Linked DNA regions of Mus musculus: region 1 is linked to region 2. The links are chromatin loops, found by intact Hi-C in ENCODE. Cell type or tissue: heart. All regions are shown on one strand.

Region 1 (2,500 bases), 110 kb before region 2:
GACGCATCCTAGACTCACCGAGTCTATGCTTCAGTATACTATAAGCATGTATGTGCACACAAGAACTTACAAGTGTTCACAGAAGCATTATTCATGATAGCCAAAAAGTGAAAACAGCCTAAATATTCATCAACTGGTGAATGGACAGACACAATGTTTTATATACAGTAACAGAACATCAGCCACAGAGAGAATGCTGGCTTATTCTACAGCGTGGGCAAACCTTGAACATACTGTGCTAAGTGAAAGAGGTCAGACATAAAGGGCCCAATATTGCATGATTGTACCCCCACAAAATGTCAGCAAAGGCAGACAGGGAGCTAGAAAGCAGGTCAGTGGTTGTCAGTAGCGAGGGGAAAGACGGAGAGGGGAGTGACTGGTAAGAGACATGAGCTATCTTTCCTAGGTGATAAAATATTCTGAAATGAAATAGTTGCACAACAGAGTGAACACATTTCCAATCACTTAAGTGCACAAATTAAAAAGGTGAATTTTGCAGAATGTGTGTTACACTTTAATTAAACAAACAAACAATCGTACAAAGTCTAAGCTCTAAGGAGTTAAGTATCTTGTTCAAGACTCAGAGCTGACTAAAGGAGACCACTGCAGCTACAACATGGCACCCACAGCAGCTGCCTCTACAAGAGCCAGGACAGTGTTATGAGCTAGAAACCTTCAACATAGGCACTTCACAGTCACACACACTCCCTTTTCCTCCCCCCCCCCTTTTTTGAGATAGCATCTCCCTGGTAACCAGGGCTGTTTTCAAACTCAAGATCCCCCTGCCTCTGCCTCTGGGGCCCTGGGATAACAATAACAGGGTGCATCACTGAGCCCAGAACACTCATTCTGGAGCAACCTGAGTCCTCTTATGTTGCAGTGTCATCTGTCCTGTGGTACTTTAGGCAGACCAGTGCTGCTCAACAGGAAATGGGAGCTTTTACCTCCCAGGGCGCATGTCAGGGCGTCTGGGACATGTTAGCTGTCAGGCACTAGGGCCAAGGGTGACGAAGCAGATAGAATTCACACACATCACTCTCTCTAGAACACACAGGACAGTTGTCACATAGGAAAGAGCTTCCCAGCCCAAAACATCAGTAGCGCCACAGTGAGAACCCAGATGAGGGTCTGTCAGAGCAGCAGCTCTATAGCTGGTATGACGGAGAGACCAGCACTTGACTAGCACCAATCTCAGAGCACTCGCTGTTGTTCCTGCAACAACCCAGACAAGCTGGGAACACACTGCTTCTGCGTAACTGGCAGGGTGTCAGGTAGTCAAAACAAAGCAATGAAGCCCACCGACGTCTAACAAGCAATTGGGGGTCTTATTTCCTTCCTTCATGAAACTGGCTCCCGTCTTCACAGATCATGCATTGATATCAATGCAGACTTCAGTTTCCCAATTTTGACAGACACAAATGTCCACTTCTACTGTAAGAAAAAAAGGCACAACAAGCTCAATAGCAAAGTCTACAGTTGGGAAACTGGGGAAGGGTAGGGGGCTGTGGAGACTTCAAGGGTACTAATTCCTGATGAAGGCACCACCCACATAGCTCTGGGGGACTTGTACCATGCTGCCATGCTGAGGTGAGGTGCCAGGACCACAGGACTTCTTCACCCGCCTCAGGAAGAGAGGCCATCCTGAGTGTGTTTTTGTGACACAGATCCCTTACAGAACCTAAAATACACTTGCTCAATATTTCCAAAACTCTGTTAACTCAACAAGGTTTTCAAACCATGATCTGATTGCAGAGTCTAGTCCACGTTAGCTTTAATAAGCACTGTTAGCTGTAGGTCTTCCTGAGGCTGGCTGGGTTCAACCTAATTCTGGATCATCATTGGATTACCACAGGAACTCTCTCCTCAGCCCAATAGTCACCAATAGTCTGGTCTGCCTCCTCTCTTGCACTGAACTCCCACTGCAGGCTGCAGCACACTGATACTGACCCCTGGATACTGTTTTTGTAGAGTAGTGGCCAGGCCACAAACATTCTTCTCCCAGGAACTGAAGGTCCACAGTAGAAAAGAAGAGGGCACCGATCTCCACCACCACCTAACCCAGCAGCTCTCCTATTGATCAGAGGCCCCACGATATCAAATATCTCTACCCCTGACCTCATCTCTGGGTTCCAGACATCCTTTTAATCTCTCTTCTCCCCTTTTACCCTATCTCCCTCCAATTTGACACATGAAGTCAGTTCTACATGACTTTGTCACAGCAGTACAATATTTTAAGCACATCACACATTTGAGTTTCATGCCACTCAACAAAGCATTAAACAGTCCCTTAAGCTATTCTCCCTTCCCTTTAATCTGACTTCTTCCTTTAGGATAGAGACAGGAAATAGCATGATAACTACACCTCATTACTTCAAGGAATACAAATAATAAACACTGAGTCCCCAGGGACTTCCTACATGTAGTATAAATGGCAGGCACTATGACTGTTAGGAAGTCTTACCTTTCCACTTTAAACCATATTCCTTTTCAACAATTGCCA
Region 2 (2,500 bases):
GGTGGCAAAGGCCTGTAATCTCATCACTTTACTGGTAAAGCCATAAGGATCAGAAACTCAAGGTCATTGTCAGCTACTAGGGAATTCAAGGTTAACCTGAAGTAGAGAATGTCTCAGAAGGAGGAGGAGGAGGAGGAAGAGGAGGAGGAGGAGGAGGAGGAGGAGGAGACATAAACTTGACCAAAAGGACACAATACTACCAAGTGTTAGCAGGAGGCTGAGGACAGGTTGAAGTTTTCCTTTGGTTAGATCTGCAGGCAATCATTTAACACTGCATTTGCAAACCAGTAATACAACTTCAAAAACCACTGTTGTCAAAGGGCCAGTGTCTGGGGCAACACTTCTTCACAAGCATCTTTACATTTTTGGCACATTTTTTTCATTCTCTGATGTAGGTCACCGGTCTAACGGGTACTTAGCCATATGTAGTGGGAGGGAATAGTTTGTTTTCCTATGACATCTTATTTCTAAAATTGCTTTCCAATTGTTTTAATTACCAAGATAAAACTTCAGGTGGTGAGATCAAATATGAGTTATACTTAGCGAGGCACGCCAACTAAAACAGAAGGAAAAGTGGGGGAAATTAACTTGGTTTATTCCCAGGTTTCGTTCATTTGAAAGCTTTGGTTGGAAAGCATCAAATAAGATATAAGTTATGCATCATTTTAACGGATTCAAGTCCGAATGACTGCAAGGCTGCTCTCTTTTCTTACACTGCCAAGGATGGGCAGGGCCACAGATGCATCCGGTATCACAGGCGCGGCCAGGCCCTGAGCTGAGTGAGATGCTGCGCCACAAAGAGCAGCGGCTATGGAGGGAGGAGGAGGAAAGGGCAGCGTCATAGCTCAGAGGAGTGAAGGGTCAGGTGGGAGGCTTAAATCCGGGGAAACCCGCGGCTGGCCTGGCTGGCTGGACTGGCTCGTAGCGACCTGCACTCATCGCACTCATCGTCCTCTCAGTCACCTTCTGAGCCACAAATAGAACCAGAGGGCGACCGAGAGAAGGTAGATCAGAGTGCTTACTCCGCGGGCGGCACTTTCGACAGTTGCTCCTTTATTTAATGCTCGGGCTTTAGTCGTAAACCACACAAAACGTGGGAAACCTTAAACATCTTAAAAATCATTCCTAGAGCTTTTTTTTTCTTGGCCGGATTGAATATTATTAAAAATTAATTCTTAAAATAACCCTCTGATCTAAATAATGGCTTGTATCAGAGAAATTGGTCACCCACTGGACAATAGGAAATGGCATAAGCCACTGCGGGGAAAATTGCTCTTTGCGGGCGGTATTAAAGCTTTTACTCATGAAAAGGCACAGTCCTATTGGGCTTTATTTTTTAATTTATTAACTTAAATTTTTGTTTCCCTGTCAAGATGCAGCGCGTCCTTCCTCAGGTTGTTGCCTGAGTAGAAATGAGCCTACTCCTCCGGATCCCTGGATTAAGAGGTGTGCTGATAAGGGCTAATGACGGACTCTGGGGAAGTCTGATTTGTGGCAGTTTTCCTGTTTTTGTGGGTTGAATATCTTCACCGCATCTCATCTGCGGCCAGTGTAAGGTCAATTACTTCATCGAATTGCTGCAGGCAACAATGTGCCTTGGGAGGCCAGTCCCATGCTCCGTGCTGGGTGCTGCGCCCATTAGGGTTGTCACACCAGCTGCAGGCAGATTTGAACACCTCTCTGAGGTGATGGTGGGATTGGAGCTGGCCTTCACATTTGGCTGCACGTTTTGATTTGCTAAGTGACTGAGAGAACTCTTGAGAACCTCTAGAATGCCATATCGGGGAGATGCCGAATTTCTGGGGGCTCCACCTTCTCCTGTTCCAGTTTAGCAGGGCAAGGAAGGTCTGGAAATTCTAGTTTTACAGGACAGGAATTCTAGCACTCAGGAGGACAAGGTAGGAGGACTGCACCAGTAGAGGTCAGCCTGGACTTCAGAGCAAGACTGTCTCAAAATAAAAAATGTAACTAACAAAAGTAAACACACACACAGAGAGAAAGAGAGAGAGAGAGAGAGAGAGAGACAGACAGACAGACAGACAGACACAGAGACAGAGAGACAGACACAGAGACCAAGAGACATAGGGAGACAGAGACCAACAGAGAGGGAGACACACACACACACACACAGACAGACAGACATAGAGAAACATACACATACATAGGGAGAGGGAGATAGAGTCAGAGAGAGATAGAGAGACAGAGATAGAGACAGCAGAGACAGGCAAACAGACAGATTAACACACAGAGACAAACAGAGATACCTATACACAGAGAGAGAAACATACACACACACACACACACACACACACACACGGTGGGACGGGGGGACAGGGATTGAGATTGATCCCCAAATCAGCAAGGCAGTCTCTGATTTGAGAGTTATAAACTCTGTACGAGTATTGTTTGACGACAAAGGCCTAAGTACTGAAGAAAACATTAGAAGCCACGTGAATGACTTATGTCTGTATTTTCTTTTATAAAATCTGACAATGACATG

The links. A loop is a pair of places that touch in the nucleus more often than their neighbours do. Peaks named below come from ENCODE experiments on the same cell type or tissue, not always from the same donor. Only the 100,000 strongest peaks of a DNase experiment are listed, where the experiment ranks them.
Region 1: a loop joins it to region 2, with 1.9 times the contacts of the local background. A loop is called at or near these places in 3 of 42 quality-filtered maps.

The regions. Positions count from the first base shown.
Region 1 is chr9:83,559,312-83,561,811 of GRCm38, reverse strand. The region is part of intron 1 of Sh3bgrl2 (SH3 domain binding glutamic acid-rich protein like 2); the gene reads right to left. Among named protein-coding and RNA genes, the nearest start is that of Sh3bgrl2, 12 kb to the right of the region's middle. In heart, no CTCF peak of the experiment used is centred here; a DNase peak (open chromatin) is centred at 941; H3K4me3 peaks cover 527 bases; H3K27ac peaks cover 1,505 bases.
Region 2 is chr9:83,446,374-83,448,873 of GRCm38, reverse strand. The region is part of intron 2 of Gm2087 (predicted gene 2087); the gene reads right to left. Among named protein-coding and RNA genes, the nearest start is that of Lca5, 6.5 kb to the right of the region's middle. In heart, a CTCF peak has its summit at 997; a DNase peak (open chromatin) is centred at 833; H3K4me3 peaks cover 1,172 bases; H3K27ac peaks cover 1,934 bases.